Regions from separate parts of the Homo sapiens genome. Here region 1 is linked to region 2. Evidence: chromatin loops called from intact Hi-C (ENCODE). Cell type or tissue: MCF 10A. All regions are shown on one strand. Each heading gives the region's core, and the rest is flanking DNA. Links, peaks and the distances in the headings are about the cores only.

Region 1 (14,974 bases), core at 3,416-11,415, 55 kb after region 2:
GTTCACTGGTTAACATTTATATTGGTATGACTATTTACCGATTACTTTCCTTTCTCGTACAACCTTTTGTTTTTCCTGGAGTTATTAATTCCATCATTGTTTTTATTTTCTTATTTGCTTAGTTTTCTAACTACCTACAATTAATTTTTTTCAAATTCTCCAACATTAAACACCTGGTAATAAATTTACAAAATTCTTAAGTATATCACAGATGTTCTACCACTTTATTTTTGTACCTCAGCCCTCTAGCCTGTTGCTTTCGTCTAAATGGGTCTTTTCTGGACAGGTCCTGGTGCAGAACAGTCCTGGGATTCTTGCCTCTCTCCTGGGTAGAAACCACTGGTTCCTGGATCCTATGTCCTCCTCTTCTTGTTTTTTGTTTTGTTTTTAAATTATTATTGTACTTTAAGTTCTGCGATACATGTGCAGAACATGCAGGTTTGTTACATAGGTATACATGTGCCATAGTGGTTTGTTGCACCTATCAACCCGTGATCTACATTAGGTATTTCTCCTAATGTTATTTCTCCCTTAGGCCTCACCTCCAACAGGCCCCATTGTGTGATGTTCCCCTCCCTGTGTCCATGTGTTCTCATTGTTCAACTCCCACTTATGAGTTGAGGACATGCGGTGTTTGGTTTTCTGTTCCTTTGTTAGTTTGCTGAGGATGATAGTTTCCAGATTCATCCATGTCCCTGCAAAGTACATGAACTCATCCTTTTTTTCTTGGTTTATTTTCTTGTTTTGCTAAATCATTTCCTGCAGTACTTTCTTAAGAAGAAAACATGCAATGAAGACAAAGCTTTTGAGACTTTCCATGTCTAAAAATGTCTTTATTCTATACTTATACCCAGTAGATAGTTAGGCTAGATATAGAACTCTTGTATGAATATAATTTTCCTCAGAATTTTGAAGGCATTGCTTCAGTGTCCTGTAGCATCTGACATTGCTGATGAGAAATCTGATGCCTTTCTTATTTTTGATCACTTATATGTGAACTGTTGTTTCTGTGTTAACTTTTAGAATCTTCTTATTTATCCCTAGTTTTGAAATTGTATGATTACTTCCATAGGTGAGAATCTTTCTCTTCAGTTGTGCAGAATTCTCAATACTCATTTCCTTTCATTCTAGATCATTATGTTACTTCTTTGATAATTTTCTCCTAACCTCCCATTTTTCTATTCTTGCTCCTTTCTCTGAAACTCCTTGCAGTCAGATAATAGGCTGCTCTTCTAAGTTTGATTTTAGTATTTTCTGTCCTTTCCTTCATCTCTTTATCATTTTGTTCTTTATGGAACATTTTCTCAAATCCATCTTCCAACTTGTCCACTGTATTTTTATTATTTTATCATATTTTTAATTTCTAAGGGCTTTCCCCCTGTCCCCGTTCATTTTACATGGAGTCCTGTTCTTGTTTTTTAGATATAATATTTACAACTATATTTTAGAGGGTATTACTGATAGGGTGTATTGCCCCCTGCATTTGTTCTGCTGCTACATTTTTGTCTCTTTGCTCCAGATTGCTTTATCTTTCTGTTGGTTTCTTTTTGCCTTTCTCCTTTGTGTTAGACACTTTTTCAAAAGTGTGGTTCTCCCATTCATATTTAAAAAGAAGGTGAGCAAAAGCTGTGGGTGAGGGACAAGGCTTCACTCAAGAGTGATGACAGCGTGAGCAGGATTTGTATTGGGAGGCCCCACAAGTCAGTGTGTGAATGCCTTTTCTCTTTGGAGGTTTGGATTCTCCTCCAAAGAATGGGAGATGCCTATTCTGGGAAAAGATTCACTGCTGATTACTGAGGGCTCTGAGATTTATTTTCATGTTTTTGGCCTCCTGTTTTGCTGCTGTATCTGGTATGTCCAAGCCTGGAATGACTGTGGTTCCATTGATTGTGAGAATGAACCCCATCTTCTGGTTCCCATCAAGAAGTGAATAAAGGGCATGAGGCTAAAGGCCTGCCACCAAAACTCTGTTTTCATTCCCACCCTCACCCTGTCTTTGCTGGGTCCTCCATGCTGAGCCACCAGGGGTCTTTGGGGCAAATGTCTTCACTTCCCTTCAGTGCCCCCACAGAGGCTCCGAGTGCCACTTCCTCCACTTTGCTATTCCATCTTCTAAAACTGGGCTAAAAACCTCTTGCTCACCATTGCCATTTCTTGCATTCCCATGTCCTTGTGGTTAATACCTTTGAAATGTCTGTACTGCCACGTTTAAGGAATGGATAAGATAAATCGGCATGGACAATCTGCCTTGTTTATCAAGAAGTTTTAAAAAAATTTTTCGGTACCCAATACACAAAAGGCACCCAGGAAACTTCAAATGAATAAATTTTAGAACGATCACAATTTGAAATGCTAGCCCTAGAAAACCCTTTAAGGAAAGCCTGAGACATTCATATTATAAATGGGAGACTGAGACTCAAATAGCACCCAGCCTCTATGTGAACGCCGCTGGTAACAAAGCTCTCAATTCCTCCAGAGAAGAGGCTCATAGGTGGAGGTGGCTGTGTATCAGAATGGCCGAAGATACTTTTTTTTGTTTTTTTGTTTTTTTGTTTTTTGAGATGGAGTCTTGCTCTGTTGTCCAGGCTGGAGTGTAGTGGCACGATCTTGGCTCACTGCAAGCTCTACCTCCCAGATTCACGCCATTCTCCTGCCTCAGCCTCCCGAGTAGCTGGGGCTACAGGCTACCATGCCCGGCTAATTTTTTTTTGTATTTTTAGTAGACATGGGGTTTCACCATGTTAGCCAGGATGGTCTCGATCTCCTGACTTTGTGATCCACCTGCCTTGGCCTCCCAAAGTGCTGGGATTACAGGCGTGAGCCACTGCACCCGGCCGATGATACTTTTTAAAAATCCAGATGCTCACTGGGTGGATCACGCCTGTAATTCCAGCATTTTGGGAGGCCGAGGCAGGTCGATCACCTGAGGTCAGGAGTTTGAGACAAGCTTGGCCAACATGGTGAAACCCCATCTGTACTAAAAATACGAAAAATTAGCCGGGCATGGTGGTGGGTGCCTGTAATCCCAGCTACTCGGGAGGCTGGAGCAGGAGAATCGCTTGAACATGGGAGGCAGAGGTTGCAGTGAGCCAAGTTTGCACCACTACACTCCAGCCTGGGCAACAAGAGTGAAACTCCATCTCAAAAAAAAAAAAAAAAAAAAAAAAAAATCCAGATGCTTGAGCCCTACCTCAGACTTTCTGAATAAGAATCCCTAGAGAATGTCCAGTGGGGCTCAAAAGGTTAATACTGACCCAAATCTGGAATCTTTGAGAGACAGAGGTGTCCGCGGCAGCAAATCCATACAGGTCTGCAGCAACCTCAATTCTTGCCTCCTCAGAAGAAAAAATTTGACGAGGGGCATAAGGCAGAGGGAGAGACTGAGGCAAGAGTTAGAGCAGGAGTGAAAGCTTATTAAAAAGCGTTACAGCAGGAATGAAAGGAAGTAAAGTACACTTGGAGAGCACCAAGGGAGCGACTTGAGAGATCAAGTGCACGGTTTGAACTTTGACTTGGAGTTTTTTTTTTTTTTTTTTTTTTTTTGAGACGGAGTCTCGCTCTGTGGCCCAGGCGGGAGTGCAGTGGCGCAATCTCGGCTCACTGCAAGCTCCGCCTCCCGGGTTCACGCCATTCTCCTGCCTCAGCCTCCCCAGTAGCTGGGACTACAGGCGCCCGCCATCACGCCCGGCTAATTTTTTTTTGTATTTTTAGTAGAGACGGGGTTTCACCGTGTTAGCCAGGATGGTCTCGATCTCCTGACCTCGTGATCCACCCGCCTCGGCCTCCCAAAGTGCTGGGATTACAAGCGTGAGCCACCGCGCCCGGCCGACTTGGAGTTTTATATGTTATGCTTCCAGGGGGTTGCGTCTCCTCTCCCTGATTCTTCCCCTTGGATTGGGCTGTTTGCATGCACAGTGGCCTGCCAGCACTTAGGAGGGGCCGCACACGCCGTGTGTTTACTGACGTTGTGCACATGCTGACTTGAGGCGTTTTTCCCTCACCAGTCAAAAGTTCCCAGAGGAAGGCCATATACCAGGTAAACTCTGCCATTTTGCCTCTTCGTGCATATGCTTGAGCCCACTCGCCCAACTCCTGAGATCTTGTCGGGAAGCTTATGATCACCAGTTTTAGGTTTTTTTCTATTGGGAGACTGACTGCCTTTCCCAATAATTGCCAGCTGTGACCAACTATTATTTTAGAGAGACAGTTTAACAACTGCCTGACCATCACCTGATGGCCACCTGACATTCCTGGTGGGGAATGCCTGACTACCCACTATAACAGAGGCAGGGGTCAGACACTACCTCTTTTACTCATCAGGGGTCATGGTAGGTCCTGGCTAGGTGAGCAGGAAGCAGGTCTTGTCTGGGCCTTGCACCCTCTACCCAAGGGAACATTTGGGTCTGTAGAGTCTGTAGACACCCACTCACCCAGGGCCGCTACCACACCCAGATCCAGAGGAAGAGGGAGAAAAAGGTCTCACCCCCTGCATGTATGGCTCCACATGCCAGCCACCAGCCAGTATAGACCAATGGCTGTCACCCAGTAACCCCATAAGTAACTCCGTCGTGAAGTTAGGGCAGAGCAGGAGGTCAGTAGTGTGTAGGCAAAGACTTCTTTATGTAGCCCAGAGGAGTGGGGAGCAAGGGTTGCCCCTTCCTGCCCAATCTAGGTCCAAACAAATATAGTTGCAGACAAGTCTTCCAGTGGGGAGCCCCATGTCTGTGGCCAGGCCCTTTGGGCTGTGTGAAATGGTAACAGTGACAGCTGTTGAGTGAGTGTTACTAAGAACTGGGCATTGGCTGGGCACATTGGCTCATGCCTGTAATCCCAGCACTTTGGGAGGCCAAGGCAAGTGGATCTCTTGAGCCCCGGAGTTTGAGACCGGCCTGGGCAACATGGCAAAACCTCATCTCTACAAAAAATTAGGGCTGGGCGCAGTGGCTCAAGCCTGTAATCCCAGCACTTTGGGAGGCTGAGGTGGGTGGATCACCTGAGGTCGGGAGTCAGAGACCAGCCTGACCAACAAGGAGAAACCCTGTCTCTACCAAAAATACAAAATCAGCCGGGCATGGTGGCTCATGCCTGTAATCCCAGCTACTCGGGAGGCTGAGGCAGGAGAATTGCTTGAGCCCAGGAGGTGGAGGTTGTAGTGAGCCAAGATGTTGCCGTTGCACTCCATCCTGGGCAACAAAAGCAAAACTCCATCTCAAACAAACAAGCAAACAAACAAACAAACAAACAAAATTTAGCTGGGCACGGTAGTGCATGCCTGCCATCTTAGCTGCTCAGGAAGCTGAGGTGGGAGAACCACCTGAGCCTGGGAAGTCAAGGCTGCAGTGAGCCATGATTGCACCCCTGTACTCCAGCCTGGGTAACAGAGTGAGACCCTGTCTCAAAAAACAACCAACAAACAAAAAACTCCTAAACTGGGCATTAGGCTGAGCACTTTGCATGTAATCTGTTGAATCCCCAGCACAACCAGTAATGCAGGTTTTATTATCTCTATTTTATTGATAAGGAAAGTGAGGCTCATAGAGGTTAAATTTAAATTTGAGGTCCAAAATGACCAAGGGAGCAGGCAGTGCAGTGAGGAGAGGACTCAAACTCAGATGGGCAAGGCACCAGTGCCCACATCTGGGCCCACCTGGCCCTCAGTGGCTCCAGCTCTTTAAGCAACAGCATGTGGCTGAGATTTGAGACAGGCAGATGATACAGTGTGGGACCTCTCGTCACTGCCCAATGATGTTACCTCAGGAGAAGCACTGGCTCTCTGGGCTTTGGTTCTCTACCTCCTACCCATGGCCAAGAGGCATAGCGGGTTCAGTGGGTATTTGGAAAACAGCACAAGCTAAGCTTGCCCCACTTTGCCCAGTTTCCAGTCAGGAATGACCAAGATGCGATCCGAACCTCCTAAAAGACTTTTAGGATCTGAAGAATTAAAGTCACAGAACTTGTGAATCAGAGAAACTTGGATATAGAACATTAAAATCACAAGTGTATGATTCTAGGACTTTTGCAAAGCATCTTACAATGCAAGAATTACAGCTTGTTAGAGTTATAGGACATTCAGATCACAGAATCTGTGAATAGAAATTGACCATAGCAGAAAATGACCCGACCGCTTCTGGAATGCAGAAATCTCTTCCAAAACAGCTCTGACATTGTTATTTCTATTATTTATCAAACATTGTATTTGGCCATTCTTGCACGGCTGTAAACACCTGACTCACGCCGGTAATCCCAGCATTCTGGGAAGCTGTGGCAGGCAGATCGCTTGAACCCAGGGGTTTGAGACCAGCCTGGGCAACATGGTGAAATCCCATCTCTACAAAAAATACAGAAATTAGCTGGCCTTGGTGGTGCATGCCTGTAGTCCTAGCTACCGGGAGGCTAAGGTGGGAGGAGCCTAGGAGGTTGGGGATGCAGTGAGCTGAGATTGCGTCACTGCACTACAGCCTGGGAGACTGAATGAGATCCTGTCTTTAAAAAAAAAAAAAAGACAGACAGATCTGAGACAGGGTAATTTATAAAGAAAAGAGGTTTAATTGGCTCATGGTTCTGCAGACTGTACATGCATGGCACTGGCACCTGCTCAGCTTCTGGGGAGGGCTCCAGGAGCAGGCACATCACCTGGCAAAAGCAGAAGTAAGGCTAGGGAAGGTGCCACAAATTTTAAACAACCAAATCTTGGGAGAACTCATTCACCATCATGAGGACAGCACTAAGCCATGAGGGATCCAACCCCATAACCCAAACACCTTCCACCAAGCCCCACCTCCAACATCGGCGATTATAATTCAACATGATATTTGGCAGGGACATATATTCGAATTATGTCAAGCACTTATAAAGCCCCTACTGCATGTGAGGTCCTCCTCTGTGGACTAAACTTTACGGATGAGCAAACTGAGGAGTAGAGGGGTGAAGTGGTTTATCTGTTATCTCACAATCAGTAAGTGGCAGGACCAGGGTTCAGGACCCAACCTCAGAGGTGGGCCAACTCCAGAGGGCACTCTCTTTCTTGGCTTCTGTGGCATTGGGAGTCTTATGAGCTGAGCCGTGGCACATGGAAGCCACAGTGCTTTAGCCTCTGCCTTCCAGGCAGTCAGCTTAACCCCACTGCTTTGATACCTACTCTAATTCTGCAACCATTCATCCAAACATTAAATGAATCTTTTGTAAATTTCCTGTCCTTTTCTGACAATTTTACTTTTCAAGCTTTTTAAAGATTCCATATCAAAAACTTTCATACCACCTTTTTCCATTGAGAATAATGAGGAACATTTATAAAATTTGATTTCTCACATCTTTATTAGCTTATTCTTCTAGAAAGAAGTACATTTCCTTTAGACAGAAAGGACAGTTCTCAAAAAGCCAAATTCCTAAAGATGATTACTGTTTTTTTAAAAATAAACTTTTCTGATTCCATATTGACATTTTGACATTTACTCCTCAAGCCTTCCTAAGTGGGATATGGCAATTATAATTCTTTATTATCTGTACAAATTTATGGGGTATGTGTGAAATTTTGTTACACATATTTGTGTGGTGATTGAGTCAGAATATTTAAGGTATCCATCACCTGAATAAAATACATTTTTGTTAACTTTAGTTATCCTACCCTGCTATCAAACATTGGATTTATTCCTTTTTATACCCTTCAGCGTGCTTCTCTTTATCTCACCCCACCACCCTTCTCTGTCTCTGTTATCTATCTTTACACTCTCCACATCCATATGATCAAATTTTTTAGCTTCCACATATAAGTGAGAGAGAACATGCAATATTTGTCTTTTTGTGCCTGGCTTATCTCACTTTAGTTAATGCCCCCCAATTCCATCCACGTTGCTGTAAATGACATGATTTCATTCTTTTTAATGGCTAAATAGTATTCCATGATGTATATATACCAAAGTTTCTTTATTCATCCATTGATGGACACTTAGGTTGATTCCATATCTTTACTATTGTGAATAGTACTGCAATAAACATGTGAGTACAGGTATCCCTTTGACGTATGAATTTCTTTTCCTTTGAGTAGTACCCAGAGGTGAGATTGCTGGATTGAATGGTAATTGTATTTTTAGTTTTTTGAGAAATCTCCATACTGTTTTCTTTTTTTTTTTTTTTTTTTTTTTTTTTGAGACGGAGTCTCGCTCTGTCGCCCAGGCTGGCGTGCAGTGGCGCGATCTCGGCTCACTGCAAGCTCCGCCTCCCGGGTTCACGCCATTCTCCTGCCTCAGCCTCCCGAGTAGCTGAGACTACAGGCGCCCGCTACCACGCCCGGCTAATTTTTTGTATTTTTAGTAGAGACAGGGTTTCACCGTGTTAGCCAGGATGGTCTCGATCTCTCCATACTGTTTTCTTTCACAGCTATACTAGTTTACGTTCCCATGAACAGTGTTTAAGTTTTCCTTTTTCTCTGCATCCTTGCCAGCATCTGTCATTTAATAATAGCCATTTTGACAGGGGTGAGATGATATCTCATTGCGGTTTTGATTTCCATTTCTCTGATGATTAGTGATATTGAGCATTTTTTCCCATAAGATTGCTTGAGAACCAAGCAAGGCAGAGGACATCCAAACCCTTTGAAAAATAGAAAATGTTTTAGGAATAGGGGAAGGAGCATTTCTTGAAAGATGACCCATGGGGGGGCTCTATGTGGGTGCTTCTCTCACATCCAATTCTCAAAACCACTTTTTGTGTGGTGAGTGTTGTAGCCTTGGAAGTTCATCTCATTATTATTTCCAACAGAGAAAAATGAGAGGTAATCACAAAAGCCCATGTTCTTGAGATACCTGTTATTGTTAGTGTTGAAATAGAATCAGAGCATGAATGCGCACCAAAAATAGCAATTCTAGAACAACATATTTGCTGCAATGAATTGAGCCATCTTACTAGCTGGCTTGTACTCTGTGGGGTCAGGTGTGGAGAGGGTGACATTGACCCTCATGCCCAACAGGTAAGGTTGGTAAGGCAAACACGACCAGCCACATGCTCCCCACCCCAGGATTCAGTAAAGCTGTGGCCAGCAGGGTCCTTCCCAGGAGGCAGTTGTTGGGAGGGACGGTAAGGTCAAAGAAGCTCCATGAACATTTGCTGGCTGTCACTATTTCCCTGTGAGGCCCCACTGCTAAACAAGCAGGAAGCATTCAAAGATGTAACAAAGCAACCCTATGGAATGTGAGTGCAGGCTTCACTATCTTGATGTTTTTGTAATAGCATGAGCTATTGGAGTTGAGCTTGAGTGATCACTGATGAGTTCTGTATAGGACCTGCCATAGAGGAGTGTGACAGGTTCAGCCTGATAGAATCTGCATATAAATTCCCTATTCAGCTAGCAGCTGCCACCATGAGGGAAGGGAAGGTGGCAAGGCAGCAGTGCTTTGCTCCAGGAACTGCAGATCTGAGGAATAATGTCAAGGAAAGAGCCCCGTACAGGGATCAGAAGAGCCAGGCTCTTGTTCTGCCAGACCCCCTAATTTCTCATGTGCCTTGGCATGAGTTACCTGACCTTTACAGGTCTACATTTTCTCTTCTATGGACTAGAAATTATAATAATACTTTGTGGGAAAATATTATTTATAATACTATAAAACATCAGCCCTCTAATAGGACAACATATAGGACAGTTTTAGCATTTTTATAAAAAGTATTTTAAGAGCAGGAGTGTCTGTCGTTTCAGGGATTTCTGTATCTAGCTGGAGCATCTCTTATCTGTGCTGTCATTCATCCTCCCCAACATGCATTCAGTAAACAGGCATTTACTAAACACCTGCCTTTTACCTGGCACTGGGCAGATAAATAAAGGAACAAGGCAATGGGTGGCCCTTCAGGAGCTCCGTCTATAGGGAAACACACCCATAAAAAGCACATTGCTATGCAGAATAACAAGTGCTTTAATGGAAATTGGTACCAGATAGAGAAGTCATCCACGGGAGGGAATGCTATAAGGTAAAGGATGAGTAGATAGATGTGCTGCAGAAAGGGGTTCTTGCTAAAATGGCCTAGGAGCGTCCTTTGCTAAAGCTGTATTTTACAGGGAAGTACACAGATGGGCCTAGGAGAAGTTTCAATGGGCTGACTAATGTTTGGCCAAGTAAATAATTTTTGTCAGATGTGTGGATGGACATGAAGATTTGGAATCATGGGCCCATAGATGTGTCTTAGGTTGAGTTCCCCAGAAAAGAGACCCTGAGATGGAGATGTGGGCAGGAAGCTGATTGGAGAATGAGCTCAGATCAGTGCCTGCAGGGGAAGAGATGGGACCAGGATTCAGCAGAGGGAAAAGGTGAGCAACCCTCAGCACAACAGAGGTCTCAGTTGAGCCCACAGGGAGCTCTGGAGCTGGGATGGCCCATCAGAGTGGGATAATTTGGAGGTGGGGGAACAGAACTTTATGCCCCCACATCAGTCAGCCATTGGATGCAGTTTGTTCTTGGGGAGGGCTGGGTAGCCTTGGTGGAGGAAACATCCTTCAAGGGCAATTCCAGAGGACAGGCCCAGCTGTGGTCCACAGCCAGTAATGCTCCCAGCAGCTATAAGTCAAGCTTGTCAGTTCTGGGCCATGCACCACCATTCACTGCAGGTGACGCAGGTGTGGGGGAAGCCCTAGGACAGTGGCCGTCAAATAGCTCTACATTAGAGTCACCTGGAGAGCTTGAACAACCCCAGCACCTAAGCCGCACCCCCAGACCAATTAACCCCAAATCTCTGAGAGTAAGGAATGAGTATCAGTAGTTTGTAAAAACTCTCCAAGTGATTCCAATGGGCAGCCAAGTTCAAGAATCACTACCCGGGGGATGTGTGTGAGATGAATGAGAGGAGGGCTTGCCTCAAAACCTTGGATAAGTATCCCGAGAAGCTGGAGGAGAACCAGGGAGAGTGTGTCATGGAAGGTAAGGGGTGGGGGGGTGGTGTTTAGAAAGAAATAAGTGGCCACCTACAGCAAGAACATACATGCCTGAGTGGGAGGGGCAACCAGCTGTTCTAAAATGTACCCAGAATTTGTATGAATCCTGTATGGCGAGGTGATGGACATGGAGGCAACCTTATCTGAAAGAAGAATTTATTACTCACAGTTCCCTAGAGGAGGGGACATACCACGCCATGCAGGACCACGCAGGGAAGCACTGGGTCAGTCAGGAGGCAGAAAGAGGGAGGGGACAGCCTGCACCAGAGCCTTTATTGTGGCCCCATGGCAGGAATGAGTGAGCAGGGGAGGCAGGCTTGAGATCATGTTGCCAGGCTCTGGGCTACAGGGCTGTTCCCTAGTTGTCTGATACCTGGCTCTGGAGTGGCCTGTGGGAGGGGAAATGTTGGCTCAGAGTGTGAGAGTTTGATAAAGGAAGTGATTGGAGTATAGACTTTGGATTGGTGGGTTTGCATACGAAAGGCCTGCTCTCAGGCAGGTTGTTTACTAGCTCTAGGAATTATTAATAGCTAGGGAGCTGCTATTAATAACTGCTCGGGAAAGGTCGGTCTCTCTGAAATCAGAAAGGTCATACAATATGAAAGCGAAATAAAATACAGAACACATAAAACATGATTAATATTAATACACTAACCTCATGGCCACCTAGGTTGGGGTCAGAGTGGGCTGGATTTAGCCTCAGCCCACCCCCTTATCAGGGAGCTGAGTGCTCGGTGCACCTTTCACAAATATGCAGAGCAGCCTTGACCCTGGATCCCTTGAGCTGCAATGGAGAGAGACAGAAAGAGATGTACACCTTGCAGCAGAGACAGAGAAAGAGCACCTGCAAACCTGCAGGCTAGGACAACTGCAAGGACGAGTGGGTGGTCCCAAGGTTGGGACACTCCAGAACCCTCGGAAAGTGCTCATGAGGAAACAATATCAGTTTTACACATCCATTGGCCCCAGAGTCCCAACGTACAGCCTCACACACTTGGTTCCTAGAGGGGTCAGACACTGGCTAGCAAGCCTGGGGAAGAGGGGTAGGAAGGAGGAGAGAAATAGAGAAGTCAACCATCTACCTCCCACCCCAGCTCTTTCCACTGCAGGCTTCTAGCCTAAAGCAGGCTTGGAGGAAGGGGTATGGGAGATGGAAGAAGTGTCAGTCAATCCATTCAATTCAGTTGATTTTGATTATTATTTTATACTGGCAATTCTGATGTCTAAATTGAAATTGTGATTCTAGGATAGGACTCTGCTCAGTTTCAGCAGAAAAGACATGAGCCCCTAGAATGGGGCAGGGAAATAAAGCCCCAGGGATTAAATTTTAGAGGAATAAGGAGACAAAGATCAAGGTTGTATTTAGATGACATTCTGGACTGTTCTTATGTAACACAAGGTTACATTTGTAACACACTTAGCAGGGAGCTGGGCACGTGGAGCCCACTTGATCAATGTAAGCCATTATTAGAATAAGAGCCTAAATATGAAGAAATATAAAGAAGAGCATTTCATTTAATCCCCCAAATAGCTGTGTAAGGTAGGGCTTGCTCTTCCCCTTTCCAATCCAGCAGCATGGAGCAATGGCCACTTCTGGAGCCCTTTTGCTGTCAGAGGCATAAGTGGCCCAGCCAGCATCAACCCCCTCACCGTGCTCCCTTGTCTGGGGGCCATGAGCATATTGGAACATCCTTTATAAGAACTTGACTTGGGGTAAGAGTAATGATTTCAACTCTACTTAAACATTTTTTGCTGATTCATCATAGTCCAGGATGATATTATTTATGGACTAAAGTAGTCTATAGCTTGGGGGAAATATGACCTGGAAGTCTATTTAAAACATGGAAACCTGCAGATTAAAGAACAAGATAATAGAACAAGATAATTGCAAAGCCCATTCGCCTGACCTGACTGGGAGTTAAAAATCACCTTGGCTGACAAGACTATCCTTTTCTTTCCTCCTGAGTGAAATAGCAGGTGCAAAGACTCTGCCTGTGTTCTCCTAGATGGACGCTCTAGGGCTTTACCAAACCCAGCAGGCTGGACCGACACCACAAAGACTCATCTTTGAGGTTGTCGTTTGGTGGCGCCTCATGGTCTTGTGTCAGGCGAGTAATATGCGGTTTTTTAAAACATGCCTTCCTTTTTGAACAGCACCTGAAAAAGACACTCAGAGGCCACTGTCTGAAAATGGCAAGCGCTGTTTGTGAAAGGGACCAGTGTGTAGGAAAGCCCTTTCCCACGCTGATTTGCTCCTTCAATAGACATGTATTGAACCACTACTGTGTGCTAGCAGGTCTCTGCCTTCAGGCCATGCCCATCTAATGTAAAACACTGAGGCCTCAGCTCTGTGTTGGGACCAAGTGCCCAGGAGCTCCATCAAGGGCCACTGAGGGTCTTAGGCCTGGGTCAGATGGTAGAAGTTCAGACCAAGCTCTCCTGGCCCTTCCCCTGAGTCTGGTGGTCTGATGGCTCCTCCCTGGTCACTAGGTATGTCTTATCAGGCCTCCTGGATTTGAATTCAGACTCTGGGATCCCAGATTTGGCGGCCAGTCATGCCTCTATGACCGAGTTGTGGCCTCAATGAGCTATTGAACCCCTCTGTGCTGCAGTTAATATTTCTGTATAGTGGAGATAATCACAGGCTCTCTGTCTGCGAGCTATTGTGAGGATGAGAAGAGATGAACTATCCAATGTGCTTAGTAATAAAAGCCACTCTTTCCTGTTGAACACCTACAGTGTGTGCAGGCCTGTGCTCAGCACTCCCGACATCCATTCATGGACTAAATCCTCCCAACAGAAATCCTCCCTAGGAATACGTGTTGTCACTGTCCCCATTTTACAGATGAGAACACTGAGGCATAGGCATTTCGATAACTTGCCCACAGCACAGTGAGTGGGGGTAGAGGCAGAATTCAAATCCAGACAGCCTGCAAGAGAGCTGTGCCCATAGCCACTCACTAGGTTGCCCTGATCCTGGCTGCAAGCCCCTGCTCAGTAAGGGTTGCTGATGGCGATTACATCTTTACCACTGTCATTGGGAGAGAAGACGTGCATGTTCATTGTCAGAAATTCTTCCATAAAGCACAGGGCATAGCAGAGCCTTTATTGTGGCCCCACGGCAGGAATGAGTGAGCAGGCTAGGCACTTACTCATTGAGATGACGTGTGCGCAGGTCATCCTAGCTATTTTTATTATTTGGGTGGGCCACATGTATAATATGGGTGGAAACACTTCATTCAACACACACCCTACCCACACACCCAGTCACACTTTTCTTGGTAGAAGGTGAGGGGAATAATCTCTCCTAACTATAACACCTCTCCCTGCAGCCAGCTAATATCTCCAGGAAATCTCTGAACACTTGCTGGAAAAAGCCAGGTTCAGACTCTTCTGCTGGCTAAGCTCAGTCCCTCTGGAGTAAACTCTTATCTGAGCTCCACTCTGGACACTCCCGACCCTCACCTTTTCCGCTGTTCACCCCAGGGATGTGTGCAGAGTGGCCACTGCCATTGTCCTTCCCCAGTTCAGAAATGTTGGCATCCCAATCCGGGGGCTGCCCACCCTGAGGTTTAAAGAATCCACCTTTTCTCCAGAGGTAGAAAGAAGACCATGGTCACCCATGCGACCCCCCTTAAGAAAGAGTCCACACGTCCTTGTATTTAAGAGACCAGGGATCAAAGGCTATGCCATAAACTTGATAACAGCCTTTCAGGAATAAGTCATGCAATGTGAAACATACCCACTGACTAAGATTCCAAAAACACTGAATTGTAGATTCAAGGAAATAGAGAGTGTCCATCTCAGCTAGTGCATAGACCCCTCAAAGGCTCCTGTTGTCCTCAAGCCAAGTCCAAGAGCCATGGAAAGGCAGCAAAGCCACCCATGACCTGACCTCTGCTCAAGGCTCCAGCCTCAGCTCCCACATCTCCGGCATCCCCTGACCTTCTGTTTCCACTACAGTTGTTGTTCCCCAATGAGCCTGGGTGGATCATGCCTCTGTGTGGTTATACATGCTGTTCCTATGCTGGGGGTGCCCTTCCACCCAGTGGCAGCTCC
Region 2 (14,974 bases), core at 3,195-11,194:
GTGGATGCTGCCCCATGGGAAGGTGTGCTGCCTTTAGCACTGGCCCAGGCTTGTAAGTCCTCGGCCCAGCCAGCTTCGCCTTTCCAGCTGTTAGATAACTGGGGGCCCAGGTGATCGGGGCACAGACTCCAGGCAGTGGGCATTTACCTTCAGGGCAGGCAGCTTGCACTGTTAGAACAATCCATGCAGTAGCTGCCGTTGGCCCTGCTGCCACCCAGCCTCAACCTTAAAAACGCTCAGTGCTCCTCTCTCCTCAGATATTTGGAAACTTTCTGTAATGCCGAAAATGAAAATAACTCGCCTCTGGGCACCAGCTCTGCACTTGACCCAGGTTCAGAATTGTGTGCACACTGGATCCTTGTTATAATATTGCAAGGCAGCTATCACTAACCCCCTTTTAAAGGCGAGGAAACTGAGGCTGAGGGAACCCAATACATCCAAGTTTCAGGGGTGGGACACTTCCTAAACATTCCCACTGGCTTCTCCTCAACACAGTCACCTGGATGTGCCTCCTGGCCACCCAACTTTCCAAGAATCCCCAGGATCTGACTACTTTTCATGCCTCATTTGGAAGAGAACACCTGCACCTCGTGCATCCACAAGGGTCCTTGGCCAGCTTGGTGGATGGGATGTGAACAGAGGTGCTGATAGGCCACATGAGGCCTGGTTTATGGCAGCATCCCTGGTTATGGCAGCACTGAAGAAAGATCTTCAGTCCTTTCTTCCCCCAGATGGCAGAGAACTATTAAACGCACACTGGACTTTGCATGAACTGGCAAGAGGTTCTTATTGTCCTTAGCTGTTGAAAATCAGGGTTATCTGTGCTGTGCTGGTGCGTTGATCACCAAGATGAACACCACAGTAGCTAGGCTCTATTCATTCTCTACACTAAACCCTAACTGGTTTCTCTGTTTCCACTCTGGTTCCTACAGTTTAGTCTCCACCCAAAGGCCAAAGGGATCCTTGACAAATGAAGCAAGATCATATTGTCCCTCCGCTCAAAACCCACTATATCTAGAAAGCAAGCCAGACTGTGGTGACTTACACGGTACCTGGGGCCGTGACACATGACACATGACAGATGTGACCACTCTGTCATCATCATTTCCCCCCTCACTCCCTCTTCTCCATTTACACAAACTTCTCCCCACTTGCTGCCCCTCAAACACACCGCACGCTGGAACCTCAGAGCCTTTGTGCGTGCTGCTCCTGCTGGCTGCAGTGCTCTTCCCTTGATTTTCCTGTGCACTCTCCTTTGATTACTTCTTGCCTCTGCTCAGACGTCCCCTCCTCAGAAATGTCTTCCCTGACCAGCCTATCCAAAATGGCACCCCTCCATCACGCTTTAGCCCTCACCGAATTTATTTCTCCTCATGGTATTTAACACTACCTGAGATATGACATATTCCTTTACTTCTTGTCCTCCTTCCCTTCACTTTAGAAAGGTCCTTGCTTCTGCAGTGCCAGCACCTAGAACAATGTCTGACACATTGTAAGCATTTATAAAAAATATTTGCTAAATGAGCAAATGGATAAATTTAAATTTAAAGTGAGTCCAAGGCAAGTCCTTAGGTCTCTTCACTCTCAAACAAATTGCCAGCTGTGAGTCTGTCCTATGGAAAACTTCTGGGACCACCTCCACCATGTTCACAGATGGGGACTTGGACACTGGTCTGTCTAATTCCTGAGTATCCCTTCTTTCTGTTCCACTAGGCTGATCTGCTGCATTCTGTGAATCAGCAAACGTTCTGTGAAGGTCCAGCAAATGTTCTGTGGAGGTCCAGATAGTGCGTGGTTTTTCTTTGTTGGCCATATGGTCTCTGTTGCAACTACTGAACTCTGCTATGTAGAGATAAAGCAGTTATAGATGATATGTAAATGAATGGGTGAGGGTATGTGCCAATAACATTTTATTTACGAAACAGATGGTGGTCTAGGGTTTCCCTTGCTGGCCAATTGTTGGCTAACCCCTGTGCTAGAGGTTTTAGAAAAGGGAGGAGGCTCTTGTAGATTCCTTGTGTCATTAGTACCTCTGGGCAGAGGGCTGGCTGGCTGAATAATTAATCCACAGCCTATGCTGCATAGCATCTAAATAGGAGCACCTAAATCTTCCTGAAGATGTTTGCTTTCTAATCTCCTTTCTTTTGTTCATGTATTGCTGATTGTCTAGGCTTTGTCCTTTCTGTTTCCAGTGACTAGCTCCAATTGGCATAGTTGTATCTTTCTGTCTATCCATCTACTTACTTACCTGTCTGTCTAAAACATCCTGAAGTTATTGTAAAAGACTGCCAAATTTAGGGCTAATTTGCATACCAATCAAATGTAGCCTGAATTTTCAGACAGTCATGCATGCAAATGTGCTAATCTGAATCCTTGAAAATGGCTTCAGATTTATGCCATTGTAATCGTTGACCTTTAGTAGGAAAATGTTGCAGTGCCTGGAACCTGCTTCATTATACTGCTAGAATCATCTGGGATGATTGCCAGAGTTGTGCTGAAAGATGTCCTCTTGGTACCTGTGAGCACCCAGTGTCTAGAATCCACCTGAGAGGTTGTTAAGGGCTGGATGGAGACCCACAGACTGGAGTGGGGGGTTCTGAGCCCCAAGGGACATTCTCTGGGGACTGAAATGGGCAGACAGGGCTGATACAGGCCTGGGTGGGATGGTGGTGCCTGGGCAAAGCATGAGTCAAAGCTCCTCTTGCTCATGGGTGTTGTCCACAGAGCCTACAGGAAGATTCTGGAAGCAATGTTCTAAAGAAATGCAAGGTCTGTGGCAGGGCCGACAGTATGGAGCCCAGACTTCAGTCCAAAAGGGCCCAACCAAGACAAAAAACAAGCCAAAGGGTGAGGGGTTCAAGAGTAGCTGATCCATGAGAAGCAACTATTGAGGTGATGGACCTGGATGGATTCCTGACCTGGGACTCACGCACTTCCTATGATTGTAGGAGGATCCCACATTGCAATGAGCCCAAGAGAACAGTCAGCCTAGGCAGAACGACCACTGGGGGATGGACATTAAGAAAAGTCGCCAAGAAAAAAGGACCAAAGTTGAGATAATGAATGTGTTGAATAGGAGTTATGAATGAAAATAAAAATTAGAAAGCAAACAGGGAATGCAGTGGTTGGGGGAACAGAAGGTGAGGTGGGCGGGACAGTTCAGGGCTAATCAAAAGGGTAGACAGTGAACTTGGTGCCTGTTTGTGCAGTTTCTGGCCTGTAGCTTGGGGGAAATGCTTGGAGGCTTGGCAAAAGTATAGCAGTCAGGATTGTACAGATCAAAGTGTCACCTAAAACAATACTGTTCATTTGTTTCCCTGGCGTCTATCAAAGTACCTCGCACACAGCTTCGCCATGACTCCTGATGCTAACTAGCCATTTAGGCCAAACTTCACAGGTTAAGAGCACAGCCGTTCACAAGACTGGCCTTACTTCAGACACCAGCGACAGGCTCAGGGGTTCCGTGAACATATGGTAACACATTTGGGGGTTCTCACTACCCCTTCTGGTTTGATAATTTGCTCAAATGACTCACAGAACTCAGGAAGTGCTATGCTTAGAATTACAGCTTTATTATAGCAAAAAGGATACGAATCAGAATAAGCCACAAGAAGAGATCACAGGGCAAGGTCTGGAAGGATTCCAGCTCTGGTGTTCTCTCTCCTCCCACAGAGTGTTGTCTACCAGGGAAGCTCACCCAAGCTTCAGTGTTCCAAATTTTTATTGGGGTTTCATCATGTAGATGTGATTGATCAAATCATTGGCCATAAGGTTGAACTCAATCTTTGGTCCTCCTCTCTTCCCTGGAGGTAGGGCTGATGTCACTTGGCTCAAAGCCCCAACCCTCTATCACATGGCTGGTCTTTCTTGCATGGCCAACCCCCATCCTGAGTTATCTTGTTAACATACACTATCAAGGGATTCTGAGAGGTCTGCCATGAATAACTCAAGAAATCCCAAGAATTCACAGGCTACATCCCAAGAACCAGGGACAAAGGCCAGCCAAACTTTATTATACAGTTGTCTACTGTGTATATAAGATTTACATTACACAAATGCATATTATAAACAGAAAATACTCAAAAAATGTTTGTAAAATGAATTAGTGAGTGAGAGAAGGAAGGAGTGAGAAAGAATGAATGAGAACTTAACTTTAGGAGTCTAACTCATTGGCCCCACACCATCCAATATAAATTAGGACTTATTTGAAACAACACTGGCAGCCACAGAAATAATACTGAATGGCTTGGCTTTGATAAGAAATTACTCACTTTTCCAGTGGTTTTTGAGTTAGCCATGTTTTGTCTTCTTGGGAGGGGAGACACAGACTCTTGTCCTTCATGGTGTTAGTATTTAAGCCCAGGGTTTCTGTAGAGCAATTAAGTTGACTCAATGCATTTCCCAGCATAAATGGTATATTCTATTATTTTCTCCTGTCTGCTCCTTCCCTAAAGGCAGATAAACAAATGATAATAAAAAGCAAAATCAACATTTCCCTCTATAAGGGTAGAGCTGCCCAGTTAGCCACAGATGTTAGAACCTGATCAAACAAGATTCAAGTGAACCAACAGAGAGAGAACCCAAAAGCAAGTTCTGGTGCTTTCAGTTAATCCCACCCCATAATGCCATCTTAGCAGGCTGCTCTGGGAACCCAGGCGCTCTTAGAGAAAGAAGCATGTCGCCTGGCAGGTGCCTCTGGTGTGGCCTGAGACCCATTCTCAAGGAAACCAGGAGGGAATGATGAGCAGAGACTGTGTCAAACGACATAAGTTCTGGTTGGGGTGAGGGGGAGGCATAGCAGGGCTCAAGACTTTGGTGGAAGAGGGCTGAGATTACAGGAGGACCCTGTGCATTGTGTCACTGCAGAAACAACGGGCAATTATGTCTATGAAATGGGTATCTCTGAATCCCAGAGTTTTGTCCCCTCACCCCCCGCTCTTTTCAGTTTTACTCTTGCTTTTGTCTCACTTTATCTCAGTAACTATAAAAGCAACAGACTTCCATTAGGAAAAAAAAAAAAAAAAACCACCGCACAGAAATTTGATAATGAAGCTACACATACAAACATTCTTCTGTGAGTGAGAGATGATCTCTCTCATTTGTATACCAGCCCCACATGGCAGATTTATGCTGATAACCCTGTATTACAAATAAGGGAGAGATTGAGTGACTGGCCTAAGGCTACCTAGCTAATAGATGGTACACTTGGGCCTGAACACAGTCAAAACCCAGACTCCATCCAGAGGCCGCTTTTAATGTGTCATCTAAATCCACTCTTTTTTCTGAAGATCATCATATATACTGTTTAATACTCTCTTTTTTGGCTTACTATTTATTTGTAAGCACCTTTCTATGCTATTGGAAGTTCTGCATCACCAGGATGTTTAACAGCAGTGTGGAGCTGCCTCCTGTGATGTCCTATCTTCCTAATGTGGGCCTCTGAGGTTGTTTCCAATTTTTCTCTAATATGAGATGCTGCTGCATTGTTTAAATTGGGATCTGTGAGTCATTGTTTGGTTTGGTTTGATTTGATCAGAGCCAGCACAGCTGCTGACTGATGAGGGCCCAGGGACCTTTTCCAGCCTGGGGCGTTGGTGTCCAGGTGTCCCAGGCTGTGAGTGCCAACTCCCCCCGCACCATGCCCTGGAGGTCCCAGCGATTAGAGCTGGACAGCCTGCCTCTTTGATATAGAATTTTCTCATTTCATAAAGTTTCTCCAAGAAAAATGCCTTTGTTGAGCCAAATGGGGAAAGGAACTCGGTCCCATCAAATCTCCAGGAAGCTCAGCTTAGTGCAGTGGGGGCAGTGGTTGCTGCAGCCAGAGAGCTGGGGATAGCTGATCCAGCAAGATGGGAGGTAGGGAAACTTGGAGGGCTGTGTTGGAGTTGCACAGCTGGTGTGAACAAACCAGACAAGTGAAACTAGAAGCACCCTATTTCTGACCCATAGGGGAAGACCCTGAAATTTATTGAGCACCTGCTGTATGCTGACATCATGCTCGGGACTTCACACACCTCATTTCATCCTTCTGGCGGCCTCATCTACAAGCTAGGGGTTCTTATTCCCATTCTATAAATGAGTTATTCCAGAATTGATGTTGCAGACGGGGCCCCTGCTACCTCAAGCATCCAGAAGTGAATTGACTGGTAATGAAAACAATTTGCCCTTTTCATTCCGGCCAACCGGAGGATATGCAAAAAGGAGAGCAAAATATCATCTCAAGTCTGCGAAAATGCACTGTTCCCTGTAAACACAGCTATGCAACCTCTCAAAAGAATGTTCCAGCAGGAGGAAGGCTCAGGACTGTGATTGAATAAGAATAATATTGGGAGTGCATTCACTTCTCTGCTTCTGCCTGGGGCCAAATAGACAATGAAACTTACCTTCTTTATGTTTCAACTAATTAAACCCAAGCATTTGGCTGCCCCCTCACTGCAAAGGTGGCTGAGGGGAAACCCAGGAGGCTCTGAAAGCCTTACTTGCCTGGCTGTTGCTTGTAATTGATGTTTCCTCTTTCATCATGTTTCATTTCATTCTGAAAGCTAACTGTGGGAACAAAATAGTCTCAGGTGTCTGGAGGCACAGGAGCCTCTTTCCCAGTGAGTCAGCCAGGCTCCTCTGGGAGAATCACTTGGGGAGGAGGAAAAAACACCACAAACCTGCAAACCTAATGCTCAAGTCAAGCCAAAATGGGAGCTGAGTTTTTTCCTTAGGACAAGGGAGGTGTACTGGGGTCACCCAACACCACCTTCAGGTAGGATAATTCACTGGCATGAGTCACAGGCGTTGGCACAGGAATGCGGTAGTACTCACAGCTATGACTGATCACAGTGGTGGAACACAATGCTAAGTCAGCAAAGGAAAAAGGTGCAGGGGTGAAGTCCAGAGGAAACCAGGGGCAAGCTCCAAAGAACTCTTCTAGCAGAGCCTCACGGGACGCGCTTCATCCCCACAGCAACGAGTTGTGACAACTCTTGTGAAATTTGTCTAACAAGGAAACTCATTAGAGACTTGGAGTCCAGGGTTTTTCTCGGGGGGTGGTCACATAGGCACTCTCTGCTTGGCAAGCAGAAAATTCCAGATTCCCAGAAAGAAAGCAGATATAAACCACACTGAGACAGCATAAACCACACTGTTTGCACAGTTTAGGTACACTGAGTCACTCTTACCAGATCTGGGAACGGTGGCAACCCTTCCAACATCCAAGTTCCCAGATGCAAGCCCGGGACTTACCCTGCAGCAGGCTTTTCTAGGAAGAGAAGTCTCAGGCGTGCTGTGAGAGCTCTTTTCTACACAGGAGGCCTTACCTCGGGGAGCCAGGCGACATTAGGTAGCACTGCTGGGATTGTGGAATTTTGTTCTTGTGGGGCCCTAACTTCAGAGGGCCTGGTTCAACAATGGGTACTTTTTTAAGGACTTCTGGACTGCGTTCTTCCCTGTGCCAGTGTGTTCAGTGGTGCAGACTGTCTTTATAAAGCCCTAAGGCATTGTGGCATGACTTCCTCTCTTATGCAATGGTGTGTGTACTCTGGCCCAGCTACCAAGTGTTACTTCCGTGTATTTTTACAGGACTCCTGAGAATCGTTCCAAGTGAGTTCACGGGAGGCTCTGTGTGAATCAGTAAGGCACATTAATATTGTTAAACGGGCTACGAGGTAATTTGCCTCCCATTGTCTGGCAATTTCTTTTATTATTTGGAGATGCTCTAAGCCAGTCTTGGCTGGGAATTGCAGAGTTCAATTTTATGTCCAGAGGCTTGGTCCCCAGGTTCCTGGCCTGGGAGATAATGGTAAGTGATTCATGGATTCTTGAATCTGACAAATAAATGAGCCTAGGCCCCTTATTTTACAAATATAGCAGTAAAAATATCAACAACACTACCACCAACCACCCCAATTTCCGGTTTTTATTGTGTACTTCATATCGACCCAGCACTGTGCTGTATCTTCATTCTCTCATTAAATCTTCACAGTAACTCTTCAAGGAGGGCAATGATTTAACAGATGAGGAACCTGAGGCGCAGAGAGGTTAAGTAACTTACTCAAGGTCACCCAGCAAAGAAGTGGCAGAGCTGAGAGTGGAAAAAAGCCAATTCCAACTACCTTTAACATTGACAGCACTTCCAGAGAGGCACACAGATTGCTTAAGATCACCCAAGGCCACAGAAAGACTCAGTGATGCAAGCAAGTGTTAAATCCAGAACTCTTGGCTCTTTCTTAAGCTTCCTTTGCTTTAACCATGTAGCCTTTTATTCAGTTGTTTGCAGTTTAGGCTGTAGTTAGTACTAGCCGTAACATCAATGCTTCTGGAGCAACTCATAACAATTTTGATCAGACTCATCATCTCATACCAATTGCAGGAGCTTCCTAACAGGCCTAGCATCCTCTAGTCTAATCCCTGAAATGTCCTTCACACTGCACCTATGAAGAACATTCTTAACCACAAATTAGAGCTATCAATTCCGTGCTAAAACCCTCCAATGGCTCCCCAGTGCCCATGGAATTTTGTGTAGACTCCTGAGGCTGGCAGGCAAAGCCAGGTACAGGCAGCCTCCAACCTTCTACTGGGCCACCTTTCAACCCACTGCGTCTTTTATACCTCCTGTGTGGCAACCTGTGGTCTCCGGTTTCTGCACCTTCAAGAATTCTGTTAACTCTGCCTGTCGTCCTGTAACTGAGCCCACTCCGTCTGCCCTTCTTGCTTGCTTGACTTGGATTCCACAGCCTTTCTTGGCTTCCTATTGTCATGGCATTTTTATTCCATGTTATAATTGTATGTTTACTTGACTACTGTCTCCACTAGATCTTGAACTCCTTGAAGGCAAGAAACAGCAGAATTTGTATCTAGAAGAAAGGATGGGAAGCTGGGCCCCTGGTAGTGAGGAAGCAGACCTGTAAAGTCAGATAGAAAGATACAAGAATGTGCCTCGTGGCTGTTGGCTGAATGAAAAAGTAAAACAAGGAATCCCAAGTAAGATAGGAATGAGTGAGATGTCCCAAAGCAGGCCTAGAGGTTACCTACCACAGTGATCTTAAAGCAAATTTTTATTGCAGATTGTTTTCTTCAAACAGGATCGAGTTCTCCCAACACATAAAAGGAAAGCTCTAGGTAAAGGTTTATATCTCCAAGCCTTCATGACTTGGCCTAAATCTCTCCTCCTTCTTGAAGCCTCAGGTCACAGTGCAATTGTGATGGCATGGGCTCTGTAGTTACGTTGATTGTGTCAGCAGGGCAAACTTGCTGCTGTAATAAACAAGCCCTGTATCTCAGTGGCTTAACACAGTGAAAATTCCCATTTATATCACCTCATTTGAAGGAGATGAGCAGGAACACTCTGCTCCATGAAGCCATTCAGGGACCCAGGTTCCTTAAGTGAAGTGGTTCCACCATTCTCTAGGACTTTGGAGTCCTCTGCTAGATCCTCTGTGGCTGGCCAGCTGACAGGAGCAAGCGTGGAGCAGGCAAACACATTCTCAGCGTCTTGGTGGAGGTCACACATGTCCCTTGTACTTACACTCCTTGCTTGAGAAGTAGTCATATGGCCCCACCTAGATGCAAGGAACTGGGTAAGGTGGCCTGGCAGTATGTCCAGGAAGAGGAGAGCACTGTGAGGTCTAGCAGGCCCTGCAGTTCTACCATCTTTGGCATGGCTGTGGGATGTGTTTCTCCACTCCAGACTTCTCTGTTGTGAATGAAACTTCTCAGGATGGCTACAAGGGTTGAATGAGATGAGATATCCAAATGTCTGATACATACTTAGCAGTCAACCAATCTTCATTCCATGTCTCCTCTTCTCCCCTAAAACAGAGGTATTGATATCATCATCTTTATATTTTCTACACTTAGAGTTGGAAAAAAGTAATGGTTAAGAGATGGACTCTGGATCCCTGCTCACTGGGGCTGAGTCCTGGTGACATCGCATGCCAATGGTGTGAGCTTGGGAGGGCCCCTTGTGGCTCTGTGGCTCAGATACCACATCTGCCCAAAACAGAGGTAACAAATAGTACCCTTGTGGAGGGTAAGAAGTGAGTCAGTATGCCTCCAGTTCTTAGAATAGTACAGAGCATATTGTAACTATGATGTGTGGGTTACCTGTTTTATTATTATATGGTTACTGCCACACAGCAGAAACTCAAAACGAATTCTTATTTAAGCACCCATTCTGTATCATGCATGACCAGTCATGTTTTGCCATAGGTGAGGTTCACAAATCTCAAGCTTGGGGAATGTTAGTGCAGTGAATTCTCTGAGCAAACTTCATCACTGGCTTCAGCCTTGTGGTAACAAGGCCTTTCACCTGGGCTATTGCTGAATTCAGACCTGGAAGACAAACGTTCAGTTGCCAAAAGCATTGGGGCAAACAGCTTTCGGGGAACTTTTGAGAAAAGTGTTCCTGCAGGGGGCCTAGGCTATGCAGCAAGTCTTCTGGCCCCTCCAGAGTCTATAGAGGCTTCTGTCAGCCATTTCCCAACGTCACAGTAAGAAACTTCCACAGACTCCCAAAGCAATGCTTGGTAGTGGGTGAGCTGAAAACCCTCTCTTTTCCCACCAGGCTCCTGAATGCAGTGCAACACAAAGGAAAAGACAAAATTTCCTCCCAATCAGCATCCTTTTCATTTCCTTACATTAATTCCAGGAAGCCAGTCATTACTGAGGCCTTCCAGGGTGGGTATTAGCCTGACTCCTTGCAAGACAGCTGCAATTGCTTGAATTACTATAAGAGTGCCATAGGGAGCAAGTTCACGTGCAAGAGTGACCTTGCACATGTGGAGGTCTCCTGTTTATCAGGTGGCAGGAGGGGTGTCTGTGAAGTCCTGGATACTCATTACTTATGCCAGCTTCTCTGAAGGGTCTTTACTCTGTACATACTTGCAGTAGTTCCTGGGGCAGCCTCTACCCCCTGTCTTGCTGTGGCCCCTCTAATCCTTGCGCTTAGCAATCATCACTGTTTCTCCCACTAGACTCTGTGCTCCTTGGGGGTGGTTGCTGCTGTATTCACCACGGTCTGACGGAGTATCCAGCCCAAGCAAAGGCTTAGTTGATATAGTTGATATTTACTCTTTTTTTTTGTTTTAGATGGAGTCTCGCTCAGTCCCCCAGGCTGGAGTGCAGTGGCGCAATCTTGGCTCCCTGCAACCTCTGCCTCCAGGGTTCAAGATATTCCCCAGCCTCAGCCTCCAGAGTAGCTGGGACTAGAGGCGTGCACCACCACACCCAGCTAATTTTTCTATTTTTAGTAGAGATGGGGTTTCACCATGTTGGCCAGGCTAGTCTCAAACTCCTAACCTCAGGTGATCTGCCTGCCTTGGCCTCCCAAAGTGTTGGAATTACAGGCATGAGCCACTGCACCCAGCCAATATTTACTCTTAAATCAATAAATGCACCATTAGGTTTATCTGCTTAACTTTCACATCTTAATCATAAGTTCAAGAGTTCAGTTTGTGGAGCAGTTGTATTTGTGCCCTGAAGTTTGGCAGCTCCACCACAAAAGCCTCCCAGTGCATATAAGCCGTGACTGTGGGCAGGTTATATAACTCTCAGGCCCCTTGTTTGTAAATGAGGGCTTTTACCACTAGGGTTGTCGTGAGGGTGAAGTGAGATTATTTATGTGCTTTGCTAGAGTTTCTGTATTTCCATAGTTGTAAGGAACAACTAAAGCCAAAAAAGTTGTTGAAAAGAGTGGGTTGCTCACAGGATCAGTGGGAGGGCTGGAGAGCCAGGCCTGGAAGCTCTGTAGCTGGAGATACTACCCTAAATCACTCCCAGAGCTGGTCCTATGGGCTCCGCTGCAGCCACCACTGCCATTGACTGCACCGCTGGCACAGGACATTGCAGCTCCCCTGCTGCTGCCCCCAAACCCAATCCCACCAGAGCTCCCTCTGCTGCTGGAGAATCCTCCTCAGCCCCATGTCTTAGCCCCAGTAACACCTTGATCAAAGTTCCAGCATCTGATTGGCTGAGCCTTGGTCACATGTCCACTTCCAGCTGCAGAGGATGCTGGGAGAGCGGGTGTCTGGCATGTTTGGCTTCTGTAGTTATGTGTCCTTTGTTTCCCCACTCAGGATTCTGAGGCAGGAAAGTCTCCCAGGCGGGAAGAGGGCTTCTGATGCTGGGGAGCCTAAAAGGCAGATAAATGTCCAATAGAGGACATAAAGCCTTGACATTGACTAAATGGTCAATGTCAGGTAAATGTCCAGCCACTAAGAAAGAACATAGTGGCCATTCTGAAGGCTGCTGGTAGCACCCTGATGAAGGCTCAGGAATCAGTGTCCTGGTAGCCCCAGTGAGGGGATGGCAGTTTGGACCGGTTGAGTGGTGGAATGGTGGAAGTGGTGAGAAGCCTTTTGGAAGCTAGGCAATATATTACTTTTCTAGAGCTGCTGTAACAAAGTACCACGGACTGAGTGACTGAAAGAACTGAAATGTGTTATTCCATAGTTCTAGAGGTCAGAAGTCCAAGATCAAGGTGTTGGCAGAGTGGATTCCTTCTGAGGGCTTTGAAGGAAGGCTCAGTTCCAGCCTTCTCTCTCTGGCTCACAGATGGCCATCTTCTCCCCATGCCTGTTTACATCATCTTCCTCCTGTGCCTGTCTATCTCCACATTTCCCCTTTTTATCAGGGTACCAGTCACGTTGGATTAGGGCCCACTCTAGTGACCTCATTTTAATGTTATTTGCTTTGTAAAGATTGTCTCCAAATAAGGTCACATTCTGAGGTACTAGGGGTTAGGACTTCAACATATGAAGTTTGGAGGGGAACAAAATTCACTCTGTACCCGTGTCTGTCTTTGTGTCCTCTTTCTATAAAGGACACCAGTCATATTGGAGTAGAGTGGGCCTTACTCCAATATGACCTCTTCTTAATTAATTATATCTGCAATGACCACATTTCAAATAAGGACCCATTCTGAGGTTTGGGGAGTTAGGACTTTAGTATATAAATCTGGAGGTGTGAGGTTAGATACAATTCAACCCTAACAGTCAGGGATGAGTGAGGGTGGATTAGTTGAGGAGATTGGATCAAGGGCAGGAGTTAAGAATGACTTCGTGGTTTTTGGCTGAGCAACTGGAGAATGGTGGTCCCATTCACTCACGTAGGGAGGAACAGATAAAGGAAAGGAATTCAGGGGCAGAGGTACAGGCTGATGGGTCCCATTCCACACTGGTTTAGTAAGGGATCTGTGCCCCAACTATGTCCAGCAGGACATAAAGAGAAGTTTGTTAGAAGCTTCCGGGAAAGTTCCTCTTAGCACCAAGAGACCTATGAGAGGCCAAGCTTACTCTCTCCAGTCATGCATGAATAGAAAAGCATGTAGCCAAAACTGCTACTAGGAGCCATCCTGCAATTGTGAGTGCATGCTGTCTTAGGATGAGGTCAAAATTATGGAAAGCAGAGTGAAGCAACCAGATGGCACCTGGATTCTTGGCCATTACTGAGTCACCAGATGGGCCATCCTTGAAGCTCACCACTCCTGTAAATTTGCATTTCTGTAGGTGTCCTCATTGTTCAGCTATTTTGAGTTGAGGTTTCCTGTTACTTGCAGCCAAGAGCATCCTTAAATGATACAATGCATTATCAGCTCCAGTGGATGGAAGATCTTTGAGATCCAGGGTTATGTTCCATTTATCTCTGTGTCTAGCTCAGGGCCCAGTACTCAGCACATGTTTGTTGAATGAGTCAGTGGATGACGTAGATCAGTATCTTGTGCACTGAGGTCTGGAAACTTCATCATCGATAGAAATAGCTGTAGCTATTGATAATATATTCTATCCTCACTCCGTGCTATGAGTAAGATAGTTGTGAATCCAGAAAGAAAGAGAAAACAGAAAGAAGATAAATACCTCGCAAGCAGAGGGTGTCTCCCCTCCTCACCTCATTTCCTTCCATCAGACCATTTGCTTATGTCTGAAATCTGGGAGTTTTCTGTGATCTTCTTTCACTTTCTGCAACACCATCTGTTCTCAAACCTGGAGCCAATCACCCAGGAAGTCCTACCTATTCTACTCTCAAAATATATCTTAAATCCATCCACTTCTGTCCATTTCCATTGCTTAGTGAAGTCCACCATGATCTTTGGACCACTGCAGTGCCCCCCAAGTGTGCCTGGCTTCCTGTCTAGCTCCTCTTTCATCCACTTGCCAGAGGGATCCTCTGAAAATGCAAGCCACACCATGTCCTCCCCCTGCCAAAAACCCTCCAATACTTTCCCACTTCATCTAGAGTAGAATCCAAGTAAAAACCAGGCTAACTTCCATGACCTATCAGGCCCACATGACCTGCCCTTTCTTGCCCCTCCAACTTCATCCAGCCCACTCCTTCCCTTTCTGGTCCTGTTCCTCCCCTATTGGCCTCCTTGCAATTCCATGGCCACCCAAGCTTTCTTCTGTCCTGCTGTCTTGGCATAATTCTCCCTCTGCCTGGAACACTTTCCTACCATTTTTCTTTTCCATGTTAAATGGCAGCATGTATTATGCATACAAAAGAGTATATAAAATACACACATATGCATTATGCTTGTGTGCCCGTACACACACACACACACTTTAAAGACTGAGTATAAATCTAACACTCATGTCACAATCCAGGTTAAGAATAAAAGGTCTGGGGAGGCTGCAGCGGGAGGATCGCATGAGCCCAGGAGTTTGAGACCAGCCTTGGGGAACATGGCGAGACCTCCTTTGTACAAGAAACAAACAAAAAAAATTTATCCAGGCATAGTGGCACATACCTGTAGTCGTCTGTCTCAGCTACTCGGGAGGCTGAAGTACCAGGACCTCCTGACCCCAGGGGATCAAATCTGCAGTGAGCTGTGATCATGCCACTGCACTCCAGCCTGAAAAAAAAAAAAAGAAGGACCTACCAAGTGTCCCTCCCCAGTTATTTCTTCTGTCATCCCCCGAGATGACCCCTGACCTGACATTTGAAATAATTCTTTCTTTGTAGTTTTACCGTCTATATATAATTCTCCAAAAAA

Evidence for each region. A loop is a pair of places that touch in the nucleus more often than their neighbours do. Peaks named below come from ENCODE experiments on the same cell type or tissue, not always from the same donor. Only the 100,000 strongest peaks of a DNase experiment are listed, where the experiment ranks them.
Region 1: it touches region 2 in a loop (3-fold over the local background); 9 of 110 quality-filtered maps call a loop at or near these places.

Annotation. Positions count from the first base shown.
Region 1 is chr4:9,944,064-9,959,037 of GRCh38, reverse strand. The region is part of intron 5 of SLC2A9 (solute carrier family 2 member 9); the gene reads left to right. Among named protein-coding and RNA genes, the nearest start is that of SLC2A9-AS1, 37 kb to the left of the region's middle. RefSeq lists an enhancer at 13,506-14,705. In MCF 10A, for the core only: no CTCF peak of the experiment used is centred there; no DNase peak of the experiment used is centred there.
Region 2 is chr4:9,998,952-10,013,925 of GRCh38, reverse strand. All of the region lies in intron 2 of SLC2A9 (solute carrier family 2 member 9), which reads left to right. It overlaps SLC2A9-AS1 (SLC2A9 antisense RNA 1), which reads right to left. Exons shown (of 4, transcript NR_183862.1): 3 at 14,729-14,833; 4 at 9,027-9,798. It overlaps LOC124900664 (a long non-coding RNA gene), which reads right to left and starts at 7,446. Exons shown (of 2, transcript XR_007058026.1): 1 at 7,234-7,446; 2 at 1-4,368. RefSeq lists silencers at 29-88, 1,607-1,901 and enhancers at 6,253-6,302, 6,583-6,932, 6,792-7,991, 9,632-9,791. In MCF 10A, for the core only: no CTCF peak of the experiment used is centred there; DNase peaks (open chromatin) are centred at 5,545, 6,725, 7,215, 7,535 and 1 weaker place.